Regions from separate parts of the Homo sapiens genome. Here all the other regions are linked to region 1. The links are chromatin contacts, found by Hi-C or POLR2A ChIA-PET in ENCODE. All regions are on one chromosome and are shown on one strand. Each heading gives the region's core, a stretch centred on a gene start or an enhancer-like site at or near the end of the contact. The rest is flanking DNA. Distances are from core to core; before and after follow the strand shown. Region 1 holds the start of SCDAL (stem cell derived angiogenic lncRNA). Region 2 overlaps LOC112268156 (a long non-coding RNA gene). Region 3 has its middle 350 kb from the start of NR2F2-AS1.

The links. Hi-C counts contacts between places; a loop is a spot of excess contacts on that map. ChIA-PET counts read pairs that join two places held with the same protein, here RNA polymerase II (POLR2A). Pooled maps may share reads with other maps.
Region 2: a map of naive thymus-derived CD4-positive, alpha-beta T cell shows a loop between it and region 1 (4-fold over the local background). The contact joins the enhancer-like site here to the promoter of SCDAL in region 1. A Hi-C loop is called at or near these places in 7 of 168 maps with a recorded cell type or tissue (Caco-2, GM12878, PC-9 and 4 more), 14 of 37 single-sample maps with no recorded cell type and 14 of 50 pooled maps. POLR2A ChIA-PET finds 5 or more read pairs at or near these places in 5 of 52 experiments (AG04449, BJ, GM12878 and 2 more).
Region 3: a map of GM12878 shows a loop between it and region 1 (2.6-fold over the local background). The contact joins the enhancer-like site here to the promoter of SCDAL in region 1. A Hi-C loop is called at or near these places in 1 of 168 maps with a recorded cell type or tissue (GM12878), 9 of 37 single-sample maps with no recorded cell type and 5 of 50 pooled maps. POLR2A ChIA-PET finds 5 or more read pairs at or near these places in 1 of 52 experiments (H1).

What each region holds. Positions count from the first base shown.
Region 1 is chr15:96,340,895-96,345,370 of GRCh38, forward strand. SCDAL (stem cell derived angiogenic lncRNA) reads left to right here and starts at 2,003. Exons shown (of 2, transcript NR_198964.1): 1 at 2,003-2,104; 2 at 3,671-4,476. RefSeq lists a silencer at 1-200 and enhancers at 1-465, 466-986, 987-1,506.
Region 2 is chr15:96,055,156-96,059,793 of GRCh38, forward strand. The region is part of intron 1 of LOC112268156 (a long non-coding RNA gene); the gene reads left to right. Among named protein-coding and RNA genes, the nearest start is that of NR2F2-AS1, 270 kb to the right of the region's middle. Within about 2 kb of position 3,381, at least 3 of the 41 ENCODE cell types and tissues checked have a DNase peak (open chromatin) inside an H3K27ac peak, as active enhancers do; they include GM12878, where a contact is called at or near this core.
Region 3 is chr15:95,969,947-95,974,405 of GRCh38, forward strand. No RefSeq gene overlaps it. Among named protein-coding and RNA genes, the nearest start is that of NR2F2-AS1, 350 kb to the right of the region's middle. Within about 2 kb of position 2,230, at least 4 of the 41 ENCODE cell types and tissues checked have a DNase peak (open chromatin) inside an H3K27ac peak, as active enhancers do; they include GM12878, where a contact is called at or near this core.

The DNA of each region.
Region 1 (4,476 bases), core at 753-3,252:
TCGGCCTTTCACCATTAGCTCTCCCTGGGCCGCGAGGAGCTGGGGCTCAAAGTTAGCGGGCGACGTCCGAGGCTTAGCCTCTAGCCGGCTGCAGGGACGGGGGCCTGGAGTTGGCAGCTGCTACGGGAAAGTGCCTGCCCCCCAGCCCCCGCCCCCACTTACGTGCGGCAGAATTCCGCCAGCGCCCCGGGAAAGTCCGGGGTGCCGGGCGCGCGGAGCTGCACTCCTGGGATGTGCATTAAGCGGCGACAGGCGGGGGGGGCGAGGGCGGGGGCGGGGGGCGGTCAGGGGGAGCTCGAGCGTGTGAAACTCTGCCTCGAATCTCGCTTTTGACTTGGTCCTATGAGCTGAGCCAACATGGCGTCTCCCACTGCACCGCGAGCGCCGGGCTGCCAGGCTCGGCAGGGCCGGGTAATAGAAAACACATTGGTTACCAAAAAGAAAAAAAGGAGGGCGGGGGGCGCTAAAGGCCATTCCGTCTGCAGGCAGAAAACCCTTTTTTAAACTCTTGCTGGCAAGTGAGTCCGGTCCTCGGTTCTTTAATTAAAGCAACAGAATTCGTAAGGAAAATATTGGTAACGCTGTACCTTCTCCCCTCCCCCTCCCATATTCAGGAGAGTTGATTTCCTGTCCCCTCTCCTTCCAAGAACCAAATTAGAAAAATAAAAAGTCTGTATCCGCAAATGATCTTAAATGTTTGAATGGTATAGGGGGATGGGAAGAGGACGGTCTTTACAGACCTCGGTCAGTTCTCGCGCTCATTAATGCAGGGGCTGCGCCGGGGTTTGCGCGGGCCCGAGCGGAGCTGGGGCGCGGTGGGGAGGGCGGAATGCGAACCCCGCTGGACTTGGGCAGAACTTGCTGCTTTTGCACGCCCAAGTTGTGGGAAAGGAGGCTTTCCGGGCGGAGGGTTGATTGGGGGGTGGGAGGGTCTAGCAGGGGCTGAGGGCCGGTTCCAGGCGGGTGGTCGCAGACCCTAGAAATGTGTGAGCCCGCGTGGACTGTGCCCCTGGCAGGAGAGCGACTGCAGCGGAGGACCCTCTTTCTCTAATAGGTTTGAGAGTGGGCAAGGGCGGCCGTGGGACAGACCTGGCCTCCTAGAGAGGGTCTTCTGAGGGCCTCTGCAGAGATAGTGGATCCGGGCCCAGGCTCCCTTCTCGGGCGGATGGGATATCGCCCCGCCACGTCCAGCTCCATCCCCAGCCCCGGCCTGGACAACCCTCTCCCTCAGCCGCCTGGGATACTCTCTGAATTCCAGGCCTCGTCAAGATTTATTGAAGTTGGGCTTAAAAAACGTGCTTCAGATGATTTTTCCCATTTTCTCAGATTTCAAAGGCTCCCTGCAGTGCGGCTGCCTAATTAATGGTGAAATTCAACTAAATCTAATTATGCAGTAATTTTAAAGCAGTTAGTGCTGGGCGTTGGTTTGTAATAGGACCTCAGTTTTTTAAAGTTTGCTTACTGTGTTGGTTTAGGGGAAAGCTATTTTTTGTATGGTAAAGAAAGACCGGGAAGTAGTACTACTGGAGGAACCAGAGGGCTAAGAACCGCTCCCCACCCCACCTCTATCTCCATCCCCAATTCTATCTCGTTTTCCTTCTGTTTTTTCTATCCCAAGCACACGGTAAAAAGCTGAGCAAGGTGCTAACCCAACAAGGAGACCCTATTTCATAGCCAAAGGGGAAAGAGAGAATCTTTCATACAGAGACACAAAGGGCTTGGTATCTGTCCTGGAGGCCTCTGTAAATGCCCCCAAACCCGGGAAGGGATTCTCATCTCCTCTAATAGAGAACAGATTTCCTCCTCTTAACATCCATTGTCATTAAGGCGCAAAGCTGACTCTTGGAGTTGTAAATCTTATCGTCCTTCTGATAACACACTTGTAATAAGTTAGCGTCCTATTCAAAGTGAATTGTAAAACTGCCTCATTTAATATGGCATCTGTGTCATTAAAACTTTTATTTTTCTCCCCCTCGTGTCTTGCAGGTTTGGCCTTGGGGCTAGCGCTGAAGTCTCTGCCTATGGGGCCTCTGGGGTAGGGCTGAGGGGAAGAAAGGTGTGAAAGACGGGCTGCCTGGATTCAGCCTCTGGATCTTAGACCGGGGTGAGAGACCCGAGGCAGAATGGGCCTGGGGGGTGGTGTCCCTCTATCCCATCTCCCCCGGAGCGGCCCCCTCGAAATGACGTTCCTTGAAAGAAACATGCTTGTGATTAGCTAAGCAAACACATCTGCTTTCGGAGTTGGGCCTTCGTTAATTAGCTGAACAAAGGGCCGTTTTGCTTTTTACCTTTTGCTGGGGAGAGTGTGTTATTTCAGGAGTGTTGCGGGCCCTCCTCTTTTCAATTGCAGCCACGACGTTAATTTTATTGGGATTACTGATGGGAAATGAGGTGGCGCAGGCTTCCGAGAGGAAAAGCTTGATCATTACCCCCTTTGGAACTATATTTTTCCACCCAACCTCCTGCTTGAGAGGAGGGGGTGGGGGGCGAACTGCGCTGCAAGTTCGGAGCAATTGGAATCAGGCTCGCGGTGCGCTGATCTCGGGTGACAGAGCGTGTGTTGAAGCTGAACTCTATAATTTGCGCTTCTGTTCCTTTATTAGGCCTGGACAACGAACTAATGAGCTTTGGCCCAGTACAATGTCACTTGTATTTATTTTCTTATGGCAACTTTGAGATAGCGGAAGTGTTCTTTACCAAGAGCCAGGGAGGGCCCGGAGTCCTGCCGGCTGCTGTCCCGGCCCGGGTCGGTGGCTGCGTCCCGGGGGAGCGAGGGCGCGGTGAGAGCGCGCGCAGAGCCGGCAAAGCTCGGGGACTGGGCTTCTAGGCGAAGCTAATGGGGCCCTCAGGAAGGCGTTAGGCCCTTTGGAGGCCCAGGCATCCCTACAGGAGCAGCTCCCTGAGGATGAGGTCGGGGGGCGCGGGGCAAGTCCAGGGCAAGTTCCCAGGCACGAGATGATGGAAGGCGCGAAAGTGGCATGGCTTCCTCCTGGCGCAGAGCAGGGGGTCCTTCCGCAAAGACTGCCAGGCCAAGGAACCCTCTGAGCAAGCAGATGTACTCCGCCCGGTGGCCTGGGCGTCTGCTTTCTGCTGCAGGAACCTGGCCCAGCTCTGTTGCTCTCTGGGTTGGGGGTGAGGTGGGGTGAAGAGGATGCTTTAAAGGAGTTCTTGGGGTCCTCGGCATGCGGGGACTCCCTCCCTTCTCTTTCTGGTTTGGCCACTCCAAAGGGTCGAAGTTGGAGAGGCCTGGAATAAAGTGAAGAAGCAGTGGGGGTTGGAGGGACAGAAGGGTCGGCGGAGGCAGTGCGGCGTCCCTTGTTCCCTGGCAGAGAGAATACGAGCCCACCACGGGGGGATTGTGGGTGGGGGGCAAGGGAAGGGAAGCCCCAGGAACTGCGAGGGGAGCGAGTACTTCTCTCCGCAGCCTGTCACTTTCCGAGGCTCCCGCCAGGCAGCCCTCGTTAATAACGCCTAGACACCGTGCCCCTGCCCGCCCCATCTCTCCTTGCCTCTCCTCACTTCATCTCTCTGCCTTACCACCCCCTCCCCACCTTTTCCTTCCTTCCTGCAAATGGGTGTTAACGTGGGTCTTTATGTTCTGTCTATAACTAGGATGTAATCACGCACCCCATGCCTCTCTCTAAAAGCATTTCATAAATGTCTATTAAAGCGCTACGAATGTAAGATGAATTTAGTGGCGCGGCTGCCTCCCTGAATCCGAACGGTAATGATGGATTTATCAACGGGGATTCGCCTTCAGCCCAGCGAGGGAGGTTTACTCAGCAAATATGTCGGCGAGCACCCACCCAAATGCAATCATTTGACCCCCTGCGGACGATAGCTGCCGTGCCCCTTCCCACCGCTGGTCCTGCTTGGCCAGGGTCGCTGGGGGCCAGAGGCCGGCCCGGATGACCAGAGAGGTGGCCTCACGGATCCCTTGGCCTCTCGCCCCCTCCTCTGTTTCCTCCTCTCAGCTTGAGGCTCTCCTGGCAAGGGGGATCGATCTGGCGTGTAGGTTTGGTGGGGAGGGAGAGGGTGGTGGCGGTGCCAGAGCACAAGATGAAGTGTGGGCTGTCTTGGCGTTGCCAGGAGACATCAGTGGGTGCCATCGTGCCCTTCTTAGTTTGGAAGGGGCACAATTGTACCCAAGTCTCTGAGTGTGAGCTTAAGTGCCCTGCTTTTGACCAAATCTTAGTGTCTGGGATCGTGGCTGACTCGGCCCAGCCCTGGGCCCCATTGTAGGAAACGTGGCTGTAGGACAGAAGCCTGTGGTGCCCAGCCCCTTGGAAGGGCTCAGATGTGCCCAGAACGAATGCCTTGCCTGCCCATCCTCCTGGGGCTCCCTAGACCCCAAGCCAAAGCAGAGATACCTGTTATCAAAGGTTGGGGAAGAGCCTCCAAGGCAGGGGCAAAACTTCCATATCTCTTTCCCCCAAACTGATCTAGCTTCTCCTTCACCTTCCCCCACCGAGGCCA
Region 2 (4,638 bases), core at 2,131-4,630, 280 kb before region 1:
AGTTCTTTATAATGTTTTTAAAGATCGACGACAATGATGTACTTTCCAGTGGCTTACGGTAACACAAGTTCATCATTTATATTCCACATGGTAGTGACTCCACAACTTTCTCTTTATATATAGTAAGGTATGGTAGAATTATTCTCTCTACAAAATTTTAATTCAGCTTATAATCTGTTTATGGCAATTTGTTAACTACCAATTGTTATGGGTTGAACTGTGTTCCCCCAAAATTCACATGTTGAATTTCTAACCCCCCAGTTATGAGAGTTTATTTGGAGATAGGCTCTTGGCAGAGGTAATCAATTTAAAATAAGTTCACCAACGTGGACCCTAATCCAATATGATTGCTGTTTTCTTAAAAAGGGGAAATTTAGAAACAGAGATATGCATGCATTGATGATATAAAGAGATGTAGGGAGAAAGCCACCATCTTCAAGTCAAGGACAGAGGTCTGGAGAGGATCCCTTCCTCACAGCCATCAGAAGGAACCAGCCCTGTCGACACCTTAAATGTTGACTTATATCCTCCAGAACTGCAAAACAATAAATTTCTGTTGTTGAAGCCATCCAGGCTGTGGTACTTGCTTATGTGAGAACCCTAGCATACCAACCAATTTTAGCCACTCAGTAACTTTAATATCCCCTCAGATCAATATTTCAAAAACATATGAAACCAAATTAAATGGCTTAAAATTATGTTTAAAGTGTCCTATGTAATGGGGAGGCAAAAGGAACTAATACGTATTGTGCATCTATCATATCCTGGGCAGAATTTGGAGAACTTGATATATTTTTGTTGATTTCACACGTATAAACCACTCTTTCAACAATAAAATTTTATCTAATTCAATAGAAACACATCTTGTGCAGAAGAACATTTACAGTAAACATGAGTAATTTAAATGAGTACCAATTAAGGGGATTGTACCTTGCTTAGTATATTTCATCAAATTATACATCATAAGAGGTAGAATCTTCTCTACATCATGAGCAATGGTACTTGTTGAATTCTTCTCCATCATTTCACCCACATTTTTTGATGTATCATATAATTGATGGTTGAAAAGTTTATAGTAGGTTTTGTCAAGGACCCAGTTGTGAACAGAGATTATAAATAAGCACAGTCAATCAAGAAGATTTATCAAGTAGGCGCTCTGTATACGGCACTAGAAGGAGAAGGGGAGGTTGCAGAAGCCACACCGCCTGGTTTGGGCTACGTAAGAGTCTAATTGGTGAGAACAGCTATAAGCAAGTCAAGAAGGCAAATTAATAATATGCTTTGGGGCAATATCTCAGCAATGCAAAAGAAAAGGAACTCAAGACACGGGCCATAAATCCCTGTGTGCCAGTAATAGTCCCAGTTTACACTTGCTGTCTCCGATTAATTGTTAAGAGTGGTTTTTTTTCATTCCCCAAAATGTCTGAGGTTGCTTGAAAAAGTCTGGGGTCACTCTAGCTGGGGACTTCTCGACCGCCACACTACTAAAGTTGGAAGATGGATGATTCTTTGTTGGGGGGCTGTCCTATGCACTGCAGGATGCTTGGCAGTTTCTCTAGCCTCCACCCATGAGATGCCATAAGCAATGCCCTCTCTCCTTTGTGACAACCAAAAATGTCCCCTACAAGGCAAAACCACCCCCAGTTGACAACCACTGTACAGGAACAATGATTACATCACGGAAAACTATCTTCAGAAGATTAGATTTCAGTATCTGTAGATAAAGAACCTGAACTGCCTGAAAAAGGAGGACATTTCCTTTTTCTTTTTTTTTTTTTTGGGGGGGACGGAGTTTCACTCTTGTTGCCCAGGCTGGAGTGCAATGGCGCAATCTCGGCTCACCGCAACCTCTGCCTCCCAGATTCAAGCGATTATCCTGCCTCAGCCTCCCTAGTAGCTGGGATTACAGGCATGTGCCACCACGCCTGGCTCATTTTGTATTTTTAGTAGAGACGGGGTTTCTCCATGTTAGTCAGGCTGGTCTCGACCTCCCGACCTCAGGTGATTCGCCTGCCTTGGCCTCCCAAAGTGCTGGGATTACAGGCATGAGCCACCGTGCCTGGCCAAAAGGAGAACATTTTCTATATAAAAGTATGAAAGTGGAAAACAGCAAGTTGAAGTCAGAAGTCCAAGGGATGGCAGTAACCACGAATAAAGATTGGGGAGTTAAACAAGTTAACCAACCTGTTTACCAAGCTAAAGCTATGTTGATGTACCCCGCAAGAACACTTAAAAACAATAAATTACTAAAATCTCTAATTTCTGGCGCATCCACAGTTCTCGGCACAGTGTATTAGAACTAGACTGTTTACATTGCTTAGCTTCTTAATATTTAGAGAGGCAGAGAGTGACACCCTCCACAATTGTTTTCTGAAAGAAGAAGAGTAGATAAGAGCAGTAATAATAATAGCAGCAGCTATTTATTTGGAGTCTCTTACAACCAAGACCTTTTATAGACATTATCTATTATCTGGTTTAATACCCTGTAGACTTTTTTTTTTCTTTGAGATGGAGTCTTGCTCTGTTGCCCAGGCTGGAATGCAGTGGCGCAATCTTGGCTCACAACACTCACCACAACCTCCACCTCCTGTTCAAGCAATTCTCCTGCCTCAGCCTCCTGAGTAGCTGAGATTACTGGCGCCAGCCACCACTCCCAGCTAATTTTTGTATTTTTAGTAGAGACGGGGTTTCACCATGTTGGTCAGGCTGGTCTTGAACTCCTGACCTCGTGATCTGCCCACCTCAGCCTTCCAAAGTGCTGGGATTACAGGCATGAGCCACCGTGCCCGGCCATCCCTTGAAGACTTTCCCAAGACCAGTATTAACTTCTCTGGGCCTCAGTTTCCTAAGCTGCGACATGAGTGAAGGTAGGTGGTGTCACACATCTATTAAGTGTCAGGGTCATGACTTGAACCCAGGTCCAGCTCCCCTAAGCCTGTGTGTGTTTCCCTTGCCTCACTGCACTGGCTGGCAGAAGAGCAAGCAGAGAAGATTTCACGTAAAAAGAGAACACAACCAGTTAAAGAACACAGTAAACATGATCATTCTTCGTACAGACTCTGAAACACGGGGAGGTGGGGAAAGGCTTTTCTTTTTCAATTTCAAATTAACCTTTAATGACTGAGGGTGTCCTTATTTATCAAAATGAAGTAAGCTTTGTCTGGTGTCTTTCATTTACATTAGGTGATCATTTTGGATTAGGGGTCTTCAGATGTGTTGATGTTTAGTAGAAGTATATCAATATGATTCTGAATGCCGGCCAGGGTAAATTCTCTCAAAATGAAGAGTTAAATGCTGAATTTTTGTTTCAGACTCTTCCAGGTCAAGATTTTCAATATCCAAAGGCAGAATCTCCTCCCATCTTGCTTCATTCTTAGTTCTTCTTTTACTCAGTAAATTTAGCTCACACATGCGGCTGGAAGGAAGTTATTTGGTTACAAGGGGATTTCCATGAAGACGTGAGCAGTATCCATTATTACCATCACTGGTTACTTTCTTTGCCCCACTAAGCTAAATGGGGAAAGACAAAGTACTCACAGTGCCAGGCTAGTGGGAAAAAAAAGAAATTCAGTAAAATGTAGTCATGTGTGATTTGTACCAAAAATAATTATTGCTGGTCAAGGCGGCTCCGGCCTGTAATCTCAGAACTTTGGGAGGCTGAGGCCAGAGGATCACTTTAGCCCAGGAGTTCAAGTCCAGCCTGGGTGCCATAGGGAGATCCCAGTCTCTACAAAATAATAAAAAATTAGCCTTGCATGGTGGTGCATGCCTATAGTCCTTGTTATTTAGGAGGCTGAGGCAGGAGGATCACTTGAGCCTGGGAGGTCAAGGCTGCAGTGAGCTTTGATTGTGCCACTACACTCCAGCCCGGGCAACAGAGTGAGACCCTGTCTCAAAAACAACAACAAGGAAACTTATTATTAATACCCCCACAGAGAGAGGTAGGATTTAAGCCAGGCCAGAGTATATGCTTTTTGTCTATCCGCATTAGAGCAGTATGGTGCTTTTCATCTACTATTTCATTGTATCAACACCCAAACCCAAAGACAGAAGACATATTATGACCCCTCTAACTTAGGGGAAGAAAGAGAGGATCAAGGGAAATTAAATAACCTGCCCAAGGTCGAGTGGCTAGGAAGTAATGTGGCCATGATTCAAACCCAGTTCTACCTGATTCCAAAGCCTGTAGTCTTTCCACTAACACAAGTAATTCAAGAAAAATTTAGCTATATAATTTAAGGAAGTGAGAAGATCAAATTTCCAGCCTATCCCAGAGAAGACAAGGTAAACCCCAGGTCAGTAGAGAGGTACTGAAGGCTTTTGGGCTCCCAGGATGCAGTTTACATCAGCACCGTGCAGTCCACTAAATGACATCCCCTCCCAGAAGAGCAGCAGTTGAACATCACCTTGTCTGGAGGACTTAACAACCCTCCATTTCCAACCCTTGGGAGGTAAACATTATGCTAGATGGTGGCTTTAAATCATCTTTTCCAACATAAATGATATTGCAAAAAGTCCAAGAAGAGGCAGATAAATTCACTGGGATCTGAGCACAGGCTTTTTATTTTGCGGTGCTGAAGTATCATTAGCCAGGCATCTCACAGAGAAGGGAACCTCCAGTGCTCCCCAGCTAGACAC
Region 3 (4,459 bases), core at 980-3,479, 370 kb before region 1:
TATGTATTGACCACTTAGTAATCTCTTGAAAGAAAAGAAGTTACCTTTCTCCATAAAGCAATAAGCAAAAGAAGACGACTAAGGAGAAAATAAAAAGAACAAGGAAGAAATTTGGATTCCTGAACTCATTTGATCTATTTAACAAAGGGAAGCACATTTTAAAGTTGAGAAAGAAAGAAAAATGGAAGGAAGGAAGGAAGGAAGGAGTAGGGAGGAGATATGGAAAGAAGGAAGAAGGAAGCGAAGGGAAGGGAAAGGAAAAAAAGGGAAGGAAAGGGAGGAGGGAGGGAAGGAAGGGGGAAGGAAGGAGAGAGAGAAACAGAGGAAAGCTGAAAGGGAAAAGAAGTTATTCTTATAATGATTCTCTGTTATAAACACATTTTGAGCAGATTGTAAAAAGCAATTCAACAGAAATTAGATTACAAAGAGCACACAGTACGCTAAGTGTGACTGTATTATACAAACAGGGAATTAATTAGTTTAGAACATGGTTTTTCCATTAAGATCTGCAAACATGTGAGTCTTATTGGTGACAGTCTTGGGTCTTTCCCTTAAGGTCATGTGAGCCCTGGCAGCATGACGTTTCTAGGCTATGGTCCTGGCCCACTAGTATCCACTGCAATTAGTCACTTGATCTTTAGGCAGTGACACCTGGATTCGTGGGGGGAATTTCTACATCATTAGAAGAAAACTGCTTACTTCCATTTCAGCATTTGTTTAATCAGTGGACATAGGCAGTGACATTTCAGTTAGGCTGGTACAAAATGGTAATGGAACACTTCCTCATAGGTTTTTTGGTCAAATTTTCCCTCCAAAAATAAAGAAAATGGTTTTAATTTTACATTAATGCATTAAACCACTTACTAATAATTCTAATAATCAACAGCTAATAGATCTGTGGAGTGTTTCCATCACTCTGATAGCTTATTGGGCCATACTACAAATGTATTATTTTATTTTAATATGATCACATTGGATTTGATTTGCTTGGGCTGTTATAAAAAGGCTTCGTGGTAATCTCTGGTTGTAAATCATGGACACCTGGCAGTTTGTTGGGGTTTTTTTGCTCGTTTTTTTTTTTTTTTTTTGAGATGGAGTTTTGCTCTTGTCACCCAGGCTGGAGTGTAGTGGCGCGATCTCGGCTCAATGCAACCTCCGTCTCCCAGGTTCAAGCGATTCTCCTGCCTCAGCTTCCCGAGTAGCTGAGACTACAGGCGCCAACTACCACGTGTGGCTAATTTTTGTATTTTTAGTACAGACGGGGTTTCCCCATGTTGGCCAGGCTGGTCTCGAACTCCTGACCTCAGGTGATCCACCCACCTCGGCCTCCCAAAGTGCCGGGATTACAGGAGTCAGCCATCGCGCCTGGCCCTGGCAGTATTTTTTTTTAATGTACCTGTATTCAGATGAAAAGAGGCTAGAAAGATGTTTAAGAACTCCAAGCATTCTAAATACAAATAACATATGATGAAAACTTCAGATTTACAGTTGACAAGTTTGGCCAGAGCTGAGAGCATTCATAATATATTGTTTTATCTTTATCATAACCCTATGAGTTCAGTAATAGTTTTTCTATTTAACATAGTAGGACATTTAGCTTCAAAGAAGTGAAACAATTTGTTTAGTGTTGCACATATGAGAAAGAACTGTATTTCAACTCTGGTGTGAATTCAAACTTGAAGTCCATACGCTTTCCGTTTTCCACTGCTGCCTGTATGGACGCACGCACACGAACAGTACTGATACTGTGAAAGGAAAGTATGATGAAATTGAAGAACATAAGCAAAGGGGTGCCCATCCCTCAGGGCTGGTGCTGCCTGCTCTCTTCCTCACGGTTACCTAAAAATTCATCACGAGGAATCAAGGAATCCAGGAGAGGCACTTTCTATTACAACTCTGCTAGCAACTGGATTTCCATCACAAGTACCAACAAGGAAATACCCGTGCAAGCCTTCATAAGGCCCTCCAATCTCATGCCCGATTTCTTCCTACACAATAACCCCATGCCTGCCGCTCTTGTAATGAGAGCAGCTTTGCCACCCCCTAGTCCTCTCGTTTTAATTTCTGCTCTGTAGCATCCTTTATCACAAGGGAAGCACAGACTCAGCCATTCTCCCAGCATCTCTCCATTATCAAATACACTTCTTGTTCCCACTACTGGCTGCTTGGGGAGATGTTAACTGATTCCCTGGTTTAAATCTGCAGCACTTCAAAAGACTTTTCTGTCTTCACTAGCGCCAGTGCCTGGCACATGGCCACAGCCAGGAAGCTGAGGTTTGCTCTTGAGTCCCAATGCAATCATGCACTGTCTGCTTCTCGCTGCTCCCAAGTTCTGAAAGTGTTTTCAAAAATCCTCTGTGTTGCAAGAATGAAAATTGACTCAAGATAGCCAGAACCATCCAGCTGCTGAGAAAAACCTATCTGCAACAGAGCGATTAGAGAGGAACGTTTCTGCTGGAGGAAGGGCAGGACTTGAATAGCCAGCGAAGTCCTTCTGTGAAGAAGGAGAAGTGAGGAGGCCGGGATGACTTCTCCTCATTCCAGCATTTATTAGTCACTGACTCTGCACCACAGTAGGCTGTGGCAGTGCAGAGCTTCCACAAAGAAACACATGCTCCTGAACATCTGGCAGTGGACAAATCAACCACGCAACAAATATGATCCTGGAGGTGCCTGGGCAAGGGGCTGGAGACAACTGGAAGAGAGACACAATGCCTGTCCTCAAGGAGATGACTTCTTCAAAGAAAGAGAGGGCAGACAAATTCATCTTTATAATGGTTAAAGAGAAGCACGCCTGGCTTGCCTTGTGTTTGGCAGGGTGGGGGGCACGCATGCCTGCCCATTTGCGTGTGTCTCTAGTCAGTGTGAGGTTATGGCAGGAAAGGCAGGGTTGTCTTAAACAGGCTTTAACTGTAAGGATATGGGCACTGTACGCAATGAGAGTATCTCATACAACTAGACCAGCAGCCTGGAGGTTGGGGACATTCACACCACTTGAGCCCCTAGCATATTCCAAAGGGAGTGGGGCTTGGAGATCAGACTGCAAGATAAAAGTGCGACGGAGAGGAGGCAGGCCTCAATGCTGCAGGACTGGGCCTGGACTTGCTCTCTGCAGGGTTTCTTAATTTTCTGTTTAGAGAGTGGTCTGGTTAGTTCTGCATCTTAGAAAGGTCCCTCTGGCCACCATAGAAAAGCGGGATCAAAGCCAGTGAGACCTAAGGCAGAGGAGTCAGTGAAAGAGTCCAAAACAATTGTTCCAAAAAGAGGCCACTGGGGCCTGAGTATCGGGAGCACTGAGGCCCAGCTTTGCCCTCGTCAGTCCTGCAAGACACACTGATCAGTTAGATGGGAGACTAGAGGGGAGAGATGAACTGAGGGTGACTCCTGGTTTCTGTCTTAAATGTCAGGGAATAATAGCAGATAAAGAATGTATATGTGTGTTGCGGGTGGAGTGGGGCAAAGAGGATGCTAACTCTTCATGAATAGCCAGAAGATGAATTTAGAAGTCCCTGGATATGCCCATCACGAGCTTAGGTGAGATGTTAGGGATTCTAGGTCCAGATTTGGGAGACAGAAGAACGGACAAGGTTGCCCAGGATTTTGCAAAGGATAGAAACTCCAGGGAGCATATCTTCTCAAGTAGCAGAAGGCTCAAAAAATTTCAGTTATCTCAAAGGGGCAAATGTGCTGCAAGATGTAGAAGGCAGCAGAAGGCTGAATTGGGGACCTTCTTGACAGCCCTCTCTGCCCAAGGTCCTGTCAGGTCAGCTGAGCCTGCTTGTATGGCCCTTGAAGCTCAGTGATCAAATGAGCACAAAGGAGATAATAACTAACAGCTAGTTTATAAGGATGAAGAGAAATTTGCATACAGTATATACAAAGTGCTTAGTACATAACTGGTGCTTGAAAACAGGCATTATATTTTCGTGTGTGTGTGCGTGGTGTGTATGTGTGTGTGTGTGTGGTGTGTATGGGTGAGAATGGATAAGCCCCCTTTTTCCCCTTCTTTCTGATCCATGGGAGACTCAGCGTTTTGTTCTGACTGGTGCAAAAGGCAATGAAGAGTGGAGAACAACAGGGCAAATTGTCCAAGCATAACTCTGCTGTGGTTCATAGAGGAAGTAATGAGTGGGCAGGAGCACAGCTAAAGACTGCGCTCCCCCGACCCCTGCCTGGTTCCAGAGCCTCAGGGCCCCGCAGCAGAGGGGCTGTGAGGGGAATTCAGCAGGGAGGTTCCTTTTCCCTTCCCAGTTTCAAAGATTAGAGCACATTGTGAGAGATCTACCAATAAAACTGAAAACAGCACGCTGATGATACTTCTGTCTTGCAAGGAGGAGGTAGGCAGAACCATCCTAGGTTTTTTTTTCTAGGAAAATCTATACCTAAGATTAAGAAAAAGCCAAACAATAAAGTGTGTTCATGAATTTATCAAGAAAACAGAGCCTGTCCCCCGCAAACA